2 separate regions of the Mus musculus genome follow, and region 2 is linked to region 1. A link is a loop called in an ENCODE intact Hi-C map of the cell type or tissue named here. Cell type or tissue: gastrocnemius. All regions are shown on one strand. Links, peaks and the distances in the headings refer to the core of each region. The heading gives the core; the rest is flanking DNA.

The links. Peaks named below come from ENCODE experiments on the same cell type or tissue, not always from the same donor. Only the 100,000 strongest peaks of a DNase experiment are listed, where the experiment ranks them.
Region 2: it touches region 1 in a loop (14-fold over the local background); 39 of 42 quality-filtered maps call a loop at or near these places.

What each region holds. Positions count from the first base shown.
Region 1 is chr13:34,185,002-34,190,570 of GRCm38, forward strand. The region is part of intron 9 of Slc22a23 (solute carrier family 22, member 23); the gene reads right to left. Among named protein-coding and RNA genes, the nearest start is that of Gm52037, 10 kb to the right of the region's middle. In gastrocnemius, for the core only: a CTCF peak has its summit at 2,661 (motif pointing right); a DNase peak (open chromatin) is centred at 2,677; H3K4me3 peaks cover 255 bases; H3K27ac peaks cover 495 bases.
Region 2 is chr13:34,633,216-34,638,784 of GRCm38, forward strand. It overlaps Pxdc1 (PX domain containing 1), which reads right to left. Exons shown (of 5, transcript NM_025831.3): 3 at 4,950-5,067. Among named protein-coding and RNA genes, the nearest start is that of Pxdc1, 17 kb to the right of the region's middle. In gastrocnemius, for the core only: a CTCF peak has its summit at 2,986 (motif pointing left); a DNase peak (open chromatin) is centred at 2,986.

The DNA of each region.
Region 1 (5,569 bases), core at 498-4,497:
TACAATTCCATTCACATGAAATGTCTGAAGATCTGATCTAGAGAGACAGAAAGCAGGGCAGTGATTGCCTGGGGCTAGGAGGGTGAAACTGCAAAGGGGCATGAGGGTATAAGTGGTCTATAATTGATGGGTGAGGAACTGGAAATCTAAATGGATGAATTCTATATCACATACATGGCACTCAAGCTATTAACTCTCAAACTCTTCCAGCTTTGGATTCGAGGCCTGTCCTTACAGATCCCCATTACCCCACAGTCAGAGTGAGGCAGCTGCCAGCCTCACCTCTTCTTTGCAAGCTCCCAGAGACTGTACATCCTTTCCACATCACCATGGCTGCTCATGGTCCTCTCAGTAGTTCTTATAAGGGCAAGGCCCTCAGACTACTCCTGGGTTAATGTAGGAGACATGACTTGGTGCTCTCACTGCCTGCCAGGCAGTTCATGTGGCTCCTGTTGGCTTCCTTGGACTCTGCAGAATCCAGGCTAAGCAAGCTATGGAGCAGGTCCAGACCTCTCCGAGTCCTCCCTCTGGCAGACGGTATCCTCATGGTATATGTCTGTGTGTGTCTGTGCTCTAGAGGTGCTCAAGGGCAAGACCAAATCTTGCTCAATCTGTAGTCTCTGGTATTTTCTCAGCAACTGGCCAAGACTTGGTCAACTGGCCCTTGGGCATTACTTGACTTTATGTCAGAATTTTAAGATAATTTCCACCTTCCAGTATTCTTAACCTTTGCCTTATATGTGGGCTGGAAGAAATAATTTCTAATAAATCCGTGCCCATAAAGCACTGCAGAGTTAACGAGATGTCTCTTCCACAAACAGGGTAGAGAGACTCTGAGTGTAATAAAACAAACTGTTGTGTTGTTGGGGTACACATAGCAGGAAATGAGGTGGCCCCAGTTAACTCATGAAGGACTGGATCCTACCAATGACCGCTGAGCCTGTAGGTAAATCCTGCCTCAGGGCACTGTGGCTTGGAGCAAGGATCCAGGTAAGCATTGCCCAGGTCACTGACCTATAGATACCATAAGCCATAGAACTTAAGTCATTTGTTAAATATGACCAGGCTTGGCTAAGGAACCTCTTCCCCACACTTTCATGTCCTCAGTACTTTGTATAAGACAATTAAAAAACAAAACAAAACAAAAAACAATTGAGTGCTAAAAAGAGCCACCTAGGAAGTCATAGTGCTGGTCCAACAAGGGGTGCACTGAGGAGGGATATGCTTGCTCTTAGTGCTGTCCAGGTACCAGTCTTCCCAAGTAGTATCCTGCACCACCTTTGAAAGACATTGGCATCTTTCTGTCAACATTTGCTCATGATGAGCCTTTTGGTATTGCTCTTCCATGCACCTGTCAGGGGCAAGGATTATTTCCTGGAATATCAGCTGTCTCACAGTTTGCATGTAATAAATACTGGATGGCCATAGATCACAATGACTTCCTAGGTAAAAAGGCCAGCTCACCCACAGGCATGGGTCAGAGAGCTATGAGATTTGGCCCATTTGTCGGGTGAATAATACCAAAACAGCCATTCAGAATTTCTGGTAAATCTGGCCCCTTCGGTAAGTCACAGGATGGGAGGGGTGTATCAGGGACCTGTTTGATTGAGACTTTTGATAAGATTGTATTTCTCTGGGTTTTGCTTTCTCTTGCCTCTGCCCATTAGAGTTGCCATGCAAGAAAGCAGAATACAGCCAGCCCCCCATGTAGGAAGTGTGTGAAGCCGCTAAGCCTCAGGCAAGTCTCACATGACACCAAGTGAACAATAACAAAGTAATATATCACATTAATAACAATATTGGCTGAAATATGTTTGATTTATAGCCCATTTAATTTATAGGCATATGTATATGATTTCGAGTATGTTTATATACATATGTAATAGAGAATCCAGTCCCGTCTAGTGGCAAACTGTATATATAGCAGTGGCCTTGTAGGATTATAGTGAAACATCTCTGAGGATTTTATAGCTGTGGCTGTCACAGAGATCACAGCACAACCCATTTCTACATGATTGTAGTGGTGCTGGTATAGACAGACCTACTGCACTGCCAGTTATATTAAAGGACAGCAAATAGAACAATGTGTAATACTCGATACTCTAGGATACTAAATGATTCTGTTTGTGGGTATATGGTTCATACTATCATGAAGCATTTCTACTTAAAAAAAAAAGTTTGCCTCATGTGGTAGCATGCCCTGTAATTCCAGCACTTGGGAGACCAAGGAATGTGGACAGTCTAGGCCAACCTGGGCTACAAGGTGAGAGCCTACGAGCGACACCCCCAGCACCTCAGGTTTTATTTCCTGCCTCCTGATTTTTGTTGAGCATCTAGGTATGCATTGGAGACTCAAGGATGTCCGCATGGTGACACCAGATAGTGACTTATTTTCCCCCACATGTCCTGTTGCTAAATCATATTTGAAACAGTTGTATGTCTTTGTTTATTTTTCCTATGAAAATACTTTATGTTTCACTATTAGTGATTTCCTGGATTTAATATTATTACAGACAATTTTGTAAGAAAAATGGCATGCCAGTTTTGGTTTTGTTTGTTTCTTTTTGAAGTCTCTCGGGATCTTCTTGTGCTTGGTGTCACATTCATTTCCCTCTAAAAGGCTGACTGGTCAGAGCTCCTTCCTGTTGCGCTGGGAGTTCACTAGAGGGCAGCCTATGCCCATGTTTATATAGCAGTGAGGCTTCACCACACAAACCAAGTTAGGCTTCCGTGTTTCTTAGAAGCATGGCATTGTCACTGTCCACCCGATAGCTTTACTTTGGGTAACAACTCTCTGACCACTGCCAATGGGCAGCCTCAGTAGGGGGAGCGAAGTGTGAATCAGAAATAAATGTGAACCATCAACTCATACAAAAATATGAACACACCCCTTCCTAGGTTTTACTTCCTCCTTTATGTTTCTAGCTTTCCTTGATTGAATTTCTGTGAAGTTAAGCAAATACTGTACTCATTGGCACAGAAGTGAAGAACTAGCAAAACTATCCAGGTACAAACAATAACATGAATTGCAATTTGTGGAATTATATATATATATATATTTCTTCCTTGGTATCTAGGAGGGCTGTTACCAGGACTCCCAGATGCTCAAATATCTTATAGAAAATGTTATGGTAATGCATGGGGCCTACATGTTGTTTGCATCATTTACCATTATTCATAATGTTAACACAATGCAAATGCTGTGTAAATAGGTGCTGTATTTAGGGGTTAATGGTAAGAACTGTACATGACCAATAGGCATAGTTTACTGGGTATGGGTGTTAGGGATTGAACCCAGGGTTGTGTACATGATCAGTACACACTACACACTGTAGCACTGAGCTACACTCACTTGCATCATTTCTATAAACAGATGCTATCCATCAGTGGACGGTTGGCAAATCCTTCTTTGTGTGATATCTTGTCTCAAGGCAACAGTAGAGCAGAAGACAGACATAGGGAACTTGCTCAGAGGGGAAGGTCTCAAGGCCAGTCTGATGCAGATGATCTGGACTATAGTAAAAGAATGGAGCCACCTGAACAGCAGGCAAATAGTAATTAGTGGATAAGAAGCTAGGATGGTGCACAAGGCAAGGACAGACAGTCTGTGACTGGGGCTCCACAAATTTGTGAGGAATTTTGCTGACCTTGAATCAGCTTGTCAGCATCACCAGCAGCTGCCCTTTCTCTTCCCTTGTCCCATTGTTGTGGGTAAAGGAAGTCACTGTAGGTTACAGGAGTTCCTGTTTTCAGATTCCAAATAACAGTGGAGAGAAAAGATGACCCCCCACCCCAACAGAAACAGCCACTGGCTACATCTACATCATCCTAGAATTCCTGTCACTTCTGCCCAAGACAAGGGGAGAGATTATGAAAGGATGGAAACCTCTCTTTCCCAGCCCACCTTCCATTTAACTAATGTCTAAGGCCTAGGGTAGGAGTTGTGGAAGCTGCTCTCCAGCTAGTGTAAACATCAGTGGGCTAAGGCTAAGTGGCTCCCTGTAATCGTCTGAACAAAATTTGGTGAGACAAGGTTCACTCTAGCCAAGAGGTTCTCAACCTTCCTAACACTGCAACCCTTTAATACAGTTCCTCATGTTGTAGTAACCCCCAACCATGAAATCATTTCATTACTACTTTATAACTGTAATTTTGCTACTGTCATTAGTTATGATATAAATATCTGATATGCTGGATATCTAAGATGTGATTCCCAAAGGGGTTGTAACCCACAGGTTGAGAACCGTTGCTTTAGTCTCTACCACCCACAGGAAAAGAGGTTATCATGAATTTGTGTAGAAAACATATCCTGGTATATGTCTCTTGTTCCTGGCACCTTAATTTTTGTAGTTTGGGCTGGCTAATTTTATGTCAACTTGACACAAGCCAAAGTCATCTGAGAGTAGGGAATCCCAACTGAGAAAATATCTCCATAAGACCAGGCTGCAGCTAAGTCTGTAGGGCATTTTCTTAATTAGTAACTGATGGAGGAGGGCTCAGCCCATTATGGGTGGTGCCATCCCTTGGCTGCTGGTCCTGGATTCTATAAGAAAGCAGGCTGAGCAAGCCATGAGGAGCAAACCAGTAAGCAGCAACCCTTAATGGCCTCTACATTAGCTTCTGCTTTCCCTTTCCTGCCCTGTTTGAGTTCTATACTGATTTCTCTTTATGATGAACTATGATGTGGAAGCATAAACAAAATAAATGGTTTCCTCCCCAGCTTGCTTTTGGTCATGGTGTTCTATCAAAGTAATAGGAGCGATATTGAGTAAGAACACTGTTGTTTTTCCTTCAAAAGGTTTCTTTTCAACATAGTGTAGAGCAGAGTAAGACTTTCATAAGAAAGAGGAAACCGGTGGACCACACCTTCAATCATCTTGGGTGTTTCTGTGTGGAGTGGGTAGTAGGGAAGCAGCATGTTTATCCTGGGACTCTCATGGGAATTCTTCATGGGTTTATTTGCAAGAAAATGCTGCACAAACCACCCGTGGGAAGAGTTCCCATGGAGACTCTTCCAAGCCTGGCTTGGAAGTGGCCACAGTTTCCTTTCAACCACTGCAGGTACAAAACATCACCGAGGGCCAAATATTTTTCTAGTTTGTCATCTTGGCAAGGTGGACTTTAGAACGTATTTGTTCAAATTATATCCCTTAATAATTTTTCCAGATTTGCATCAAAGAGGAAGAGGATATCATATTTCTTTTACTCTGGGTTGTTAAGCACACTGACAGGGAGGCCAGAGTTATGGGGTGCCCTCCCAGAGTCATGCAATGGCTGCCAGTGGCTATGAGAAAGCCAGGACTAGTAGCAACTTGCACTTTAGCTGAGAGATTGTCTTCGTGGATTCTTTTATAAAGGAGGGAATTTAACTGGTGGGGAAAGAGTAAGGTGCTATACTCCTTCAGTGTTTTGCAATTGCAGGCACAAAAGGAGCTTCTAGTCTACCTCACCTTAGCTCAAGCAGAAGGCAGGGAACTAGAGGACTTACTCAACACCCAATTGCTTTTTTGTAAATATACAACGATGAGACATTTTATAACAGGGACCAGTAACCAGCTGCCTTGGTTTA
Region 2 (5,569 bases), core at 531-4,530, 450 kb after region 1:
GATCGGGAATGAATCCTGGGATGCAAGACACTTCTGTACAAACTCCTGAAGCTATCTGCATGCCTAATCTTTGCTAAATGTGAACTGCAGAGTCAAAGATGTGGAATCTTTACTGGACTTTCCAGAATAGATTTGGAACAAGTCACTCCTCAGATGTCTATGACAAAGAGTTCCTAAGGCCAGTATAGCCCTGAGGACACTAAAGTATATTGGTCTCCAATCTCTCAAAGTCCTAGATCCAGGCCACTGAGGGATATTGGTCAAAATGCTGGTATTTCACCAAAGATAGTCCCCAGAAGCTCTGGGTTCCTCCTGCATCCCTAGGTTACCCTCATCACGCTGAACCAGCAGTCTCCTGAGCACACAGATGGAGTCTATAAACCATCAGTGCATCCATTCCAAACCAGCTTGGAAACGGATGGCTCACCAAGAATCACGAACACAAAAGCAGGTACCACAGCAGGCTCAAAGCCTAGCCCGACACACACGGCTCTCCCTATGCCTGAGCTAGCTAACACTGGAGCAAAGATTCTGTGACAGTTTATATTTTCATTTCTTCCATTCACTTAAAAGCAATACCTTAAGAAGAGTCATCACTTAAAAACCTAAGAAGGGTTATCCAAAATTTACAACAAGGAAAGCCTGAGCTTATCGTGTGTCTACCTGCAGGGGCCATCAGTTTAAAACGACCACTTTGCTAATAGTCCTGCAGCACTGCCCTCCCCAGTCGCCATCTACACACTGATCAACAACCTCCTGAATGGGAAGTTACTCTTGGATCAGTCTCTACTGGAGGGTGGTGCAGTGACTTGAGGGTGAAATGTCCCCTGTAGGTTTGTGTGTTTGAACACTTAATCCCCAGCCAGTCGTGCTGCTTTGGAAGATTGGGGTACCTTTAGGAGGGGATCCTCACTGGGGTGAGTCACTTAGGGGTGGGTTTGTAGTTTCATAGCCTGGCCCAACTTCCTGTCTACTCTGCCTCTTGACTGCAGCTACAATGTGACCAGCTGTCTCACACCCCCACAACCATGCCTTCCTCTATACGATGGGCTGTATCCCTTCTAAACTGGAAGTCAAAATAAACCCTTTCTCCTTTAAGCTGTGTCTTTAGTGACAGTAATGAGGAGAGTAACCAACGGAAGTGACGTGGACAAAGAACTTGTACCTTCAAGCTCAGTAAGGCCTTGTTGATGTTCATATTATGGGACTGCAGACTGCTGTGCTGCTGGTAAGCCACGACATTAGCACGTATGCACACTGACCCCAAGTACAGCTGTTTCCAACCTTGTTCCTGCTACCTGTGCCTGGAGAACAGGTTAGTTCTGCTTGGTTGTCCTCTATACAGGGCTCAGCTGCATTAAACAGGAAGATTGTCTGAAGACTCTAACAAACACTTAAGTCTCAAATAATACTCATTATTACCATGACACTTGCTCATGATTTTCCACCTGTTGTCACACAAGAATAATAATTAAGAAACTGAAGAAAGTGTTATAATTAAAGAAATATTACAGTGCCTGCAGCCCATTTTCAAACAAACTTAAAATACGAATTCCTCACATGTCAGTTTAGAACCCACAGCAAAAAAAATCACTAGCTGGTTTAATTTTTTAGGCCACATCCCTAACTCTAGAAAACAGTTCATTTTCAGGTTAACCCCACACCCTGTGCAAGGATCAAACTCAAGGTCTCGCCTTGCTAGGCATGGTTCTGCCTCTGAGCCATTCTCTAGACCGCAAGATGCTTTCATGTTCCTATGTTCCTATTCTGTAATGCTTAATTTATAGTTAATTTTAGAATTGTAGGTAAGCCATGAAGGCACAGACAGGACTCCCACATGACCCATAGCAGCCCCCCTATTGTCAATACTTCGTACAGTTAAGGTCCCTCATCACATTCAGGGAATACCCAGTGGATGATGCTACTGAGTGTAAAGCCCCTTCATTGGGGTTTCTCTAGTGCCTCACTACTGCTACTTTCTTCTGCTACAGATGCAGTCCAGAACTTGGCTACACTGAGCTGTCGGGATCTCCTTGACTCTGATGGCTTTGGTCTGTCCGTGTTTCTCATGCAGGCCTTGTGAGGAATTCAGGTGAGCGACTTCACAACTCTTCCTTGGAGCTGGATATCCAGGTGGCTAAAACTCGGTGATGATATGTCACTGGGCAGAATCCCACAAGGCATGTTGAGTGCCCCTCTGTGGAAGTATGGGGCATGCGTGTGTGCATGTGTGTGTTGCAACAGTGTGCACAGGCCTACTGGCGATGCTAAACCGGGATGGGTAGGTTGCTTTCTCTTTGCCATTATCAAATATCTCAGAGAACAAGGTCTTAATACTGTGCAAACAACCCTGTTTTTCCTTGAACTTCCCCCATTGGTCTTAGCTTATCTCCATCACTGGAAAAAATTTGCAATATTTCCCAGTTAGTGTACATGGTGTTGTAATGGTGATTTTCCTAACTGTCATTAACCCTTCAGGTCATCAATTTCCTGATTCCTTTCTTCTGCAGGTCTTTAACCAGCCTCGGAAGCATTCACAGTACCGCCTTCCTCCTTTCTAAGTCCTCCCTAGCATTATATTTTCAGTTTACTCCAACAACAGAACAAAAGCCTAAGCAATATCCTTTTGTTAACTAGATGACCTGTCTATCTCTATATAGTAAAGCTTATGGCTAAGATCGAATGGATACTGGATTAATGAACAACAACAAAAAGTATTCCCTATCAAACCTTGATGGGAACAACTTACTTCTGTGGATGAAATCTACGGGTTCTACTAGCATATCCCAGAGAAGCTGAGACCTGAGACCTCTGTTTCCTTAGTGCTACGTAGTCATGGCTGCACCGCATCCGTGTGCTCTTGGGTTTGATAAACATTTAGATCAACACAGGAAATGAATGCTTAAGTCTGAGTGGCTATCCTTGCCAAAGCACTAGAATATTGACAGGATTTCTTCAGTACAACCAGTGCCTGCTGCCATCTGGTGGAGCCCTCACCACCTACAGCCTCAACATCCAAAGAGAAAAAACAGGCCTCTCAAGTCCCAGGCTCCATAAATCAGCATCCCCAGATAGGGGAATCTGTGGCAACTCCATGGCACCCACCGGCTCTCCAAATGCCAGAGTGCAGGAAGAAATCCCCCAAGAGAAGAAGAGAAAGGTCGGTGTAGGTCTTCACCATCGCCATCTGTTTCTTAAATGGAAAGACTTGGAGGGAATGAAGTGGGAGGGAGGGTTTGCCTTGGTGACCCTTGAGGGTCACAACACAAACAATAACCAGAGTCCAGTGGAGGAGCCCCAAGATCTGGATATGATATGACAAGATCAAAAGTCATCCATTGTTCAGACAACCCAGACAAACTGCCTCACTACATGCAATCAGCTGAATAGAAGGTTCTAGAGCTCAGATGCCAGTTTAAAAAAGACCCCTAGGCCCTTAAACTGCCTGCTCTCCTCTAAGATAACCAGGAAGTTGCTACACAATGAACAGCCCATATGGACCACCCACCCTGTGCACTCACGGTCGTGGGTTCTCCCGCAAGTGGTGTATGCCTATAATTCCAATACTGAGGAGGTTGACATAGTTAGGGAGGACTGTTGTAAGTTCAAGGCCAGCCTGCGCTAAATAGTAAGTTAAAGGTTAGCCTCCCAAAGAAATGAAAAAATAAAAAAATAAAAAATAAAACAATTATCTGGACAAGTATAGCCAGCTTTTAGGAAAACAGCAAGCAGGCCATGGGGCCCCTTCCTTCCTCTGTAGGCCTCACGGTGTTGACTTCCCCTTACAGTGGCTGACTTTCAGTGCTAGAAGGCTCAGTACAATGTCAATGCCAACAATACCAAAGCTAAAAGCTTCCCTAAAGCCAACAGCCAAATTCAACACCTCCTCAAAGGGGCTCCCTCACTTCCGCAGGTCGGCCACTGACTCCAGTCATTACCTCAGAAATGCTTTCCTGGGGCTGAAGATACGCTCAGCAGTTAAGAATACTTGATGTTCTTCCAGAAGACCCACACTCAGTTCCCAGCACCCACCTGGTGGCTCACAACCGTCTACCACTCCAGTTCTGAGAGCTCCAGTGCCTTCTTTAGCCTCTGTGGACACCAGGCACACACATGTAAATATACATGCTACAGACGTGCAGACAAAACACATATACAGACACAAAACTAAAATAATAAATATTGTTTAAAAGAATGCCTCCCTAATATTTTCATCGTCATTATATTCTTTCTTAAGTATTCTAACTAATATGTCAAATTAACTCCTTTGGAAGTAAAAATAACACACTTGGCAGTCACCAAGTAGAAGGTACTTAACGCTGCTTAGTAAGGATTCAGCGATCATTTTTCTGAGCCAGGGAAGTGACCTTTCTAGAGCCCAGTCAGTGGTAGAGGCTGAGTCCACCCACCCCATAGACACACTGGAAAGGGCCTTGAAACCACAGCCACTAAGCACAATCCTCCCACGCCTTCACCACAGTCCTCCCTCACCTTCATCACAATCCTCCCATGCCTTCACCACAGTCCTCCCTCACCTTCATCACAGTCCTCCCATGCCTTCACCACAGTCCTCCCACACCTTCATCACAGTCCTCCCATGCCTTCACCACAGTCCTCCCTCACCTTCATCACAGTCCTCCCATGCCTTCACCACAGTCCTCCCTCACCTTCATCACAGTCCTCCCATGCCTTCACCACAGTCCTCCCTCGCCTTCACCACAGTCCTCCCACACCTTTACCACAGTCCTCCCACGCCTTCATCACAGTCCTCCCATGCCTTCACCACAGTCCTCCCTCACCTTCATCACAGTCCTCCCATGCCTTCACCACAGTCCTCCCTCACCTTCATCACAGTCCTCCCATGCCTTCACCACAGTCCTCCCTCACCTTCATCACAATCCTCCCACGCCTTCACCACAGTCCTCCCACACCTTCATCGAGGCTCTTACCTGATATTTTAACAGGACTTTGAAAGCTGGGTTGGATCTTATGGACATTATCATTTTTTAACACCTGATCCAAAGGCGATCTTTCAAAGAAGGTGAGAACAACCTCAGACCTGGAATACTGGGAATAAACACAGTGATTACTGATAAAGCTCTCCACCGCAGGTCTCCCGTGTTTGCTGGGGTGGTGTTTCTGCACAGAGGTGACCCCAACTGATGTGACGCTCAGGAGGCTGTCCCAGACCCGTGCAGGGGCTGCTTCATGGCCTGTGCCCAGTGACTGGATCACTGTAGCTTCTTTGTTTCGAGGTGGCTACGGGCAGGGCCTCTTGCTAGGGCGGGTGGCTCGGCGGAATGCTTGGCACAGAGCTGGCATATCACTCTCAGCTCTCCTTTACTATCTGTTGGGTGGCTTCTACGTGCCCAATTTTCCTTTAAGAACCTTTAAGAGCTAAGGAGTTCTGCCTGACCCTCCAGGTTCTTATTTCCTGCATCAAGCTCACAGTTCAGAAATGTAACTGAACACCGAGCTGCCAGCGTGGATGCTGACACTGCCCTGGGCTTGCTGATGCCTATTCTAAACCTAAGCAAGAAGAGGGATCCGAGGGGAGGGAAGAGAGCAA